Regions from separate parts of the Homo sapiens genome. Here region 1 is linked to region 2. Evidence: chromatin contacts called from ENCODE Hi-C or POLR2A ChIA-PET data. All regions are on one chromosome and are shown on one strand. Each heading gives the region's core, a stretch centred on a gene start or an enhancer-like site at or near the end of the contact. The rest is flanking DNA. Distances are from core to core; before and after follow the strand shown. Region 1 overlaps LINC01344 (long intergenic non-protein coding RNA 1344). Region 2 holds the start of GLUL (glutamate-ammonia ligase).

Region 1 (4,253 bases), core at 701-3,200, 170 kb before region 2:
ATTCATGCCATTCTAGCCCAGCAAATTTTGGAGTTTTCATTAAGCATAGATCCTAGCGGGTCACCTGTATTTAGAAGAAGCATGACTTCCTTCCTCATCAGATTATTGGTAGGCTCCTTTATTGCTATAACACATGTCCTTCCACCCACTTATCTAGTTTCCCAAGCATATGCATTTGTCTTTAATTAGCAAAATAGAACAGCTTCCTGGAAGTCTAACTTCAACTCTCAAGTCATACCAAAAATCTAGCTGAACTTATTATATTTATTAAGCATTTAGTTAAGAGTCTGAGAAACATGATATCTATCTATACCTCTAAATATTTTAATTTTTATTGTCAGATTAGCCTGGAATACCAAATACCTGTAAACTTGAACCTCATCACCTTACCATCTCAAATAAATGCCTTTACTATATTTATGTTTTTGTGGAGGGGGTTGGCTTTTATCAAAAATTGTCATGAGAATTCAACTTTTTTGTCCACTCTGAGATTGATATAGAGAACCTTATATCACTTAATACCTCCTCCTCTTAGATAATGAGAATTATTCTATATCAATCCTTCTGTCTCTTTTTCTTTCTTCCTTTTTGTTTCTTTTCCCTTTCTTAATCTTTTTCTATGACAACCATAGTCTTGGTCAAGTTTTATATTTAATCCCAGCTACTGCTTTGCCTCTTATGGTGGCTGGAAATTAGTTTTCTCTTTCTTAATTGTACATCCCCATTTAAAATCTTTATTTCATTAATCTGAATGTTTCCAGTTCATGAAAAAAGTCATTTAAAAACAGGATGCAAACAAATTAAACTAAATATGTTTTTCTTATGTTCTGAAGTATTTATCTGCTTTGGATGGATGGTGAGTTGTGAGCACATACCAGCCAACAGAAGGTTAGGATAAAAGATTTGATCTACAACACTAACACAACAAAACAAAAATGATTGTCCTTGGATGGAATAGACTCCAAAATTTAATTGGTTGATATTCAGTAACTCCTTATGGTGGATGAATCCTACCTTTTCCTGAGAGTTCATTTATGACTAATTCCTTCCAGTGACCCATGAGAAAGCCATACTATTTGGAAGCAGACATTCCATTCAAGTCTTACAAACATTGTATGAGTCCAGCTAACGGAATTCAGAATGATTCGGAGAAGCGCTTTTTATTAACCTACTTAAGACAGGCAGTGTTCTCTCTTCTTCATAGATTTACCTTTGAGGACAGGCACTGGTAAGAGCATTGAAAGAGGAGTCAGGTTACACAGGTTCTAATAGCTGGCCTCTAAATAGCTATTGATCATGGGTAAGTTCTTCCACCTTTCTGGGACTCATTTTCCTCATCTGTAGAAAAACTCAGACTAGAGAAATACGAGGCTGCTTCCAGGTCTACCATCTTATGGTTCTCTAACTTATTCTATAAAAGGTATAGAAGAATGGTTCCTGATCTCAAGAAGTTTAGATTTCTTCAAAGGAGGTAAAATAGCAGCCATGTCCCATTTCTGAAGAATCACAAATGTACAAGTAGATCTGCATATTGAAAGTTGAAGTTTATCAGTCAGGGATGGTGGCTCACACCTGTAATCCCAGCACTTTGGGAGGCCAAGGTGGGTGGATCATTTGAGGTCATGAGTTTGAGACCAGCCTGGCAAACACAGTGAAACCCCAACTCTACTAAAAATACAAAAAAAAAAAAAAAAAAAAAAAAAAAAGAAAGAAAGTTGAAGATTATCAATATGACAATGGGTTGAGGTAAAAATATTTTGCCTTTGTTCTTTTTTTCTTTAGGATAGTCTAATATAATTTGAAAAAAAATAAGATTTCATGAATTAATCACCCTCAGCATTTTTAGATTCAAACAAACAAAAAAACTTCTGTTATTCCTCCTACTGGGTGTGAACTTTCTTGCTAGGAGCATTGTGTCCTGTACACATAGGACAAGGAAGGGCAGGACTGGACAAATATTGATCTGAGTGCTAGTTGAGATGAGCTGTAAAAAGGATTACTCAGAATGGAAATATGTAGTTTGAAAAGTGTAAGGGGAACACACTCATACACTGATCATAGAATTTTAACTCCATATAAACTTATGAAAGGAAGGAGAGCAGTAAACAGCAAAAACCTTAAAAATGTGTGTTATGGGCCAGGCGCGGTGGCTCATGCCTGTAACCCCAGCACTTTGGGAGGCCGAGGTGGGCGGATCACCTTACGTCAGGAGTTCAAGACCAGCCTGGTCAACATGGTGAAACCCCGTCTCTACTAAAAATACAAAAATTAGGACTGGGCTGGCAAGATGGAAGAATACGAACAGCTCTGGTATGCAGCTCCCAGTGAGATCAATGCAGAAGGCGGGTGATTTCTGCATTTCCAACTGAGGTACCTGGCTCATCTCATTCGGACTGGTTAGGCAGTGGGTGCAGCCCACGGAAGGCAAAAAGAAGCAAGGTGGGGCATCACCTCACCTGGGAAGTGCAAGGGTTTGGGGAACTCTCTCCCCTAGCCAAGGGAAGCCATGAGGGACTGTGCCCTGAGGAATGGTACATTCCAGCCCAGATACTATGCTTCTCCTATGGTCTTTGCAATCCGCAGACCAGGAGATTCCCTTGGGTGCCTACGCCATCAGGGCCCTGGGTTTCAAGCACAAAACTGGGCAGCTGTTTGGGCAGACACCAAGCTAGCTGCAGGAGTTGTTTTTTTGTTTTTGTTTTTGTTTTTCACACTCCAGTGGCACCTGGAATGCCAGTGAGCACTGTTCACTCCCCTGGAAAGGGGTCTGAAGCCAGGAAGCCAAGTGGTCTAGCTCAGCGGATCCCACTCCCATGGAGCCCAGCAAGCTAAGATCCACTGACTTGAAATTCTCACTGCCAGCACAGCAGTCTAAAGTCGACCTGGGATGCTCCAGTTTGCTGGAGGAAGGGGCGTCCACCATTACTGAGGCTTGAATAGGCGGTTTTCCCCTCACGGTTTAAACAAAGATGCTGGGAAGTTTGAGCTGGGTGGACCCCACTGCAGCTCAGCAAAGTCACTGTAGCCAGACTGCCTCTAGATTCCTCCTTTCTGGACAGGGCATCTTGAAAAAAAAGGCAGCAGCCCCAGTCAGGGGCTTATAGATAAAACCCCCATCTCCCTGGGACAGAGCACCTTGGGGAAGGGGTAACTGTGGGAGCAGCTTCAGCAGGCTTAACTGTCCCTGCCTGCTGGCTCTGAAGACAGCAGCGGATCTCCCAGCACAGCATTCGAGCTCTATTAAGGGACAGACTGCCACCTCAAGTGGGACCTGGACCCCCGTGCCTCCTGACTGGGACACATCCCAGCAGGGGTCAACAGACACCTCATACAGGAGAGCTCTGGCTGGCGTTTGGGGGGTACCCCTCTGGGATGAAGCTTCTAGAGGAAGGAACAGGCAGCAATCTTTGCTGTTCTGCAGCCTCCGCTGGTGATACCCAGGCAAACAGGATCTGGAGTGGATCTCCAGCAAACTCCAGTGGACCTGTAGCAGAGGGGTCCAACTATTTGAAGGAAAACTAACAAACAGAAAGGAATAGCATCAACATCAAAAAAAAGGATGTCCACTCAGAAACCCCATTCAAAGTTACCAACATCAAAGACAAAAGGTTTTTCCCCAAGAAGAAGGGGAAAAACCAGCACAAAAAGGCTGAAAATTCCAAAAACCAGAACGCCTCTTCTCCTTCAAAGGATCACAACTCCCTGCCAGCAAGGGAGCAAAACTGGACGGAGAATGAGTTTGACAAATAGACAGAAAGAGGCTTCAGAAGGTGGGTAATAACAAACTCCTCTGAGCTAAAGGAGCATGTTCTAACCCAATGCAAGGAAGCTAAGAACCTTGAAAAAAGGTTAGAGGAATTGCTAACTGGAATAACCAGTTTAGTGAAGAACATAAATAACCTGATGGAGCTGAAAACAGAGCACGAGAACTTCATGAAGCATACACAAGTATCAATAGCCAAATCGATCAAGCAGAAGAAAGGATATCAGAGATTGAAGATCAACTTAATGAAATAAAGTATGAAGACAAGATGAGAGAAAAAAGAATGAAAAGGAACAAACAAAACCTCTAAGAAATATGGGACTATGTGAAAAGACCAAACCTATGTTTGATTGGTGTACCTGAAAGTGACGGGGAGAACGGAACCAAGTTGGAAAATGCTCTTCAGGATAGTATCCAGGAGAACTTTCCCAACCTAGAAAGACAGGCCAACATTCAAATTCAGGAAATACAGAGAACACCACAAAGATAC
Region 2 (4,381 bases), core at 1-2,500:
TAACCCTTCTCTTTTTGGAGTGGCGTTCGCGCCTCTCCTCTTTCTCAGACTCTAGCTGGTCCAAGCACCGGAGCTTTCTGGGAGAGGGCGATGGAGAAGGGGACAGACAGCGGCCGGCCCGGGGGGTGTCCGAACAGGCAGGTTGGTGGGTTAAGGTCTTAATCTTGACTCGAGATCTCTCCCCGGAGTTCACAGAGTAGGCGACGAAGCCGAAGCAGCTGGAGCGCGACCCGGAGGAGTCTGACTTCTCGTTGTCTTCATAATTTTCATTCGTTGCTTTCTTCGTGGACTTGCGGCTGGGGGAGGATCCCCGCTTCCCGCCCCCGAGGGAGTTATAATTATCCACTTTGAGAGCAGCCCCTTCCCACTGAAATGTCCCTAAAGTGGGCGCCCTGCCCCTCGGGCCCCCGTCCGAATCTCAGGGCCTCACGGAGGTGGCCATACCCTGCCGCCGAGGGGTTGGGGGGTCCGGGGGAGGGTGGGGGCGCAGGCCGTAGGGACTGCGCGCTGCTGCTGCCTCCGCCCGGACCGGCTTCTCCACTGACTGCGCCGAGGCCCGGGCTCTCCATTGTTCGGTCACATTGGAAGGCCCCCGGGACCCCGAGGCGGGAGCCGGCCGCCCAAACAACGCTCACCGTTACACGCCGCAATCGAGGCGTCTCAACCATCGCCAGAACCAGGACGATTGCTCCGAAGGCCCCACCACGAGGAAGGCAGCCAGGCGCCCGCGCCAACCAAGCGCCTTGTTTGCGCTCCACAGGGGACCGCACCGCCACTCCATCCACAGCGCAAACAAACCACTGCGAGCCCCAGGGCGCAGGCCGGCCCAACGGCCTCCAGGGGCGGCGCTTCGGCCGCAAGTAGTGAAAAGAAGATCAAAACAACTCACCCCGCCCTTCCCAGAGCCTGGCCAAGGGCGCGCCCCACCAGCGCCAGCCCCGACGGGTCCAAGCCACCAGCGGCGGAAGCACGCGGGAGGAGCACTCATGCCGGATCTCAGGCATGGGCCGGAGAGGCCGCAGCGTAGGGCTGGGACTGGAGGGGCAGGCAGCCGAAAAAAGAGGCTGGGCGGCGCGCCTCGCGGGGTAGCAGGGGCGGCGCGCCTCGCTTGCGTGACACCGGGCCGTCCGGGGGCTTACCTGGTCGCCGAGCAGGCGGGCGGGTAAAGCTAGGCCGCGAGAGCGAGGTTAGGAGAGGAGAGGAGGCCGCAGTACTGCTCACACGCTCCGCTCTTCTCCCACTCTCGACTCTGCAGAGCCGCCAGCAGCCCCGCACCCTTTATCCGCGGCCCGGGGCCGCCCCCGGTGCCCTGATTGGCTCCCAGCGGCCAGGAGCCCGGGCCGATCAGCTGATGCGGTCCCGGGCCCCGCGGCCATTGGGCGAGGAGCCCGGCGGGCGCCGCTGGGGTGGGGGCAAGCGAACTGGGAAAGAAAGAAAGAAAGAGAAAGGGGCGTGGGGGAGGGGCAGGGCGGCGTGGGGGAAGGGAGCGGAGCCGGGAGGGCTGAGGGCAGAGGGGCGAGTTGCCGCCAGGCCGGGAAGCCTCGGCTCGCCGCCCACCCGCCAGCTCGCCAGGTGCCGCCCCACGGCCCCCAACCCGGGGTCCCGAGGCTCCCAGCAAAGCCCGCCCTGGACCTCTGCCCTGCCGCCTTCACGGGGAATAGTTTTACGAGGAGAGCTCCCTGGGGAAATGCGGAACCAGGGAAACCGAATTTAGCCTTTTGTTGCGAGGGAGCCTCCGAGCCCCGCTTCCTGCGGGCAGGGGTTAGCTTGAGAGGGAGCGCGGGGCGCGGGACCCGAGGGAACTTTGGGCGGGCCTGGGCTAGGGCGGGTGCCGCGCGGGCCTGGGGACAGGCCGGGGTTCCCAAGGCCTGGAAGAGCCGCCCGCTCCGGCTCTCTTGGGTCTGGGGAAATAAACAGAACTCTGCCATTTCACATTTGAAATCAACGTGCTGTTTCTCTAATTTTACAGAGAGGATTCTGGAGGGCGGTAGAAACTAAGTCTGGAGACCTGTCTCATACTGCTGGCCAGACCCTAGGCAGGTCTTTCAGGGCCCAAGTTTCCTCATCTGCAAAATAAAGTGGTCATCGAAAATGACCTGTGGAGCCGCCCACTAGATTTGAAATTCTGTGTGCAAACTGCCCCCGGAGCAGCTGAAAGGAAATCGAGGTGTTCACTTGCCCCCTTTGAAGTCCAGGGATTGTCAAGAAATTCCTTTAACGAATTCTCCCTGATTTTGCTTTATCAAGTGCGGCTTCTTGTTAATCTGGAAAATGGGAATACATACCTCTCCTCTCAGCTTGCCGTGATGGTTGGGAAAATGTGTATGTGAACACAATATTGAAATGTACCTAGAGACACAACATAGGTAGGTAGGTAGGTAGGTAGGTAGATACTGCTATCCGTACTATTACTCGATCATTCTATTTTTAGTGCCTGAAATCTACCTGATGGTGTCCAGATTTTATTGCTTCTTTCAGTTTAAAGAGCAAGAATTTATGCTTCCAGTGCCTTTGGAAGAGGAAGGGAAGAAGTTTGTTCTGGTTATGTTTTGTACCGCAAATGTGGAAAAGAAATGTTGCCTGCAACCACACACACATAACTTGGCTTCTTTGGTCAACATCCCTTTCCTTTAAGAGTGTATAACACTGTAGTGCTTTTACATGACAGATGCAGCATTCATCTCAAACAGGGTTTTTTGGGATGTTTCAGACTGGTGACATTTTGGATTGGGTAAGGTGCCTTACAAATTCCTTGTTAAATTTCAGTGCTGCCCCTTGAAGCATTACATTGTGGTGGCTAAAGGCACGGCTGCAAGTCAGGTAAACCTAGGTTCAAATCTGGGCTTTCCCTTCATACCAGCTTTGTGTTGGCCAAATCACTTAGCCACATGAAGCCTGTTTCTTTGTCTATAATAAAAGAGGGATAATCATTTTTACCTCATAAAAGGATTAATTGTGATAGCACATGCAGAAGAGATTGAGTAGTCCTTGGTGCATCGTAAATGTTTAGAAAACAGCAATTATAATTATCATAGGCCAAGTTCTATAATCTGAGGTGATTGGATTCTTTCTTTCCCCATAGCGACTTTTGAATACAACTTTTCTGACTCAGTGTAATGCTTTACCATTCATTATATCAAACTGGACTTAACCTTGGTAACACAGTGAGCTGTCTTCATCTCTTTCTGTAAAGGTTTGAGTTTAAATGGTCGAGGAAGGGGAGCAAAGGAGGAGAAAAGTGATATTTTTATTTTAAAAGATGTTATTAATCATTTCCAGATACCAAACTACCGAACCATAAGCCAGAGCCTCTGCTGCACACACCACCAGCCCCTGAGGTGGGGATGACAAACATAACAGAGAACGGAATGGTAAGGCGTGAGTGCGGTTCTGCAGGCTTATGGTATTTCTGCCATTTGAGTGCCTGCTTCCCTTCCTAGATGTCTTGACCTCATTGAGCAGTTTATTCATTGTCATATCCCCCAGTAGTGTCCACGGTGAGTGTTCAATAAATGATATTTGTTAACCACACAGAAGTGACAGCAGCACCATCAAGAGAACATGTGCTTTGAGCTGCTTTTCCAAGAATGGAAATGGATTTGCTTTGATCCATTCATGTGACCAGGGGCACGCTTTGTAAGGGTTAGGAACATAATACATGACCACTGACTCTTTCAGGAGTGAACAAGAGGCCTTGTCCTCCTTGGCCAGCCCCACATTTACTTAAAATGATGAAATTAGGGCGCAGATGAGTCCAAGAACTGACCAGGGAGGCTTGAGCATAGGCGAGAAGTAAAAGCAGAAGAAAACCCTTAACTGGTTCACCCGCAGAAACCCAGACTGTACTTTTAGAGAAGTTAAAAGTAAAACAGCCTGTTTCATCCAGTTTGACTTTGCTGTGTCTGCTGCCCTTTCTTCTCCTTCCCCTTCTTCCCTAAATTGCCACCCGCCCCCATTCTTCACCCCCACCATAAAAAGAGCATTAGAATGCTTGAACCCATGAACTTTTCTGTTTCTTGGTACACACCATATCAGTGCTGACAAGGGGTTCCATTGCATGTGCTTTGAAGTCATATTTTTCTCTCTTAGAGTAGAATTGCCATGTCCAAGGGGTGGGTGGAGTGGGAGAGCAATTACAGGGAAAGATTTTGTTCCAAATCTGCAGAAATAGCCTGAGATTAAAAGTATTTCTTCAATGTTGTTCTGCTGCCTGAAATAAAAGCTTTGTATTAGGATTTTGCTCTACTCCCAAATCTTATCTCTATTAGGAAACAACTTTTCTCTTTTTTTTTTTTTTTTTTTTTTTTTTTTTTGAGACGGAGTCTTACTCTGTTGCTCAGGCTGGATGCAGTGGCGCAATCTCGGCTCACTGCAACCTCCA

Evidence for each region. A loop is a pair of places that touch in the nucleus more often than their neighbours do. ChIA-PET counts read pairs that join two places held with the same protein, here RNA polymerase II (POLR2A). Pooled maps may share reads with other maps.
Region 1: a map of PC-3 shows a loop between it and region 2 (10-fold over the local background). The contact joins the enhancer-like site here to the promoter of GLUL in region 2. A Hi-C loop is called at or near these places in 14 of 168 maps with a recorded cell type or tissue (Caco-2, Calu3, HepG2 and 9 more) and 8 of 50 pooled maps. POLR2A ChIA-PET finds 5 or more read pairs at or near these places in 8 of 52 experiments (AG04449, Caco-2, HepG2 and 4 more).

Annotation. Positions count from the first base shown.
Region 1 is chr1:182,216,186-182,220,438 of GRCh38, forward strand. The region is part of intron 2 of LINC01344 (long intergenic non-protein coding RNA 1344); the gene reads right to left. Among named protein-coding and RNA genes, the nearest start is that of LINC01344, 96 kb to the right of the region's middle. Within about 2 kb of position 1,951, at least 4 of the 41 ENCODE cell types and tissues checked have a DNase peak (open chromatin) inside an H3K27ac peak, as active enhancers do; they include PC-3 and PC-9, where a contact is called at or near this core.
Region 2 is chr1:182,390,540-182,394,920 of GRCh38, forward strand. It overlaps GLUL (glutamate-ammonia ligase), which reads right to left and starts at 1,251. Exons shown (of 7, transcript NM_001033044.4): 1 at 1,140-1,251. RefSeq lists a silencer at 987-1,666.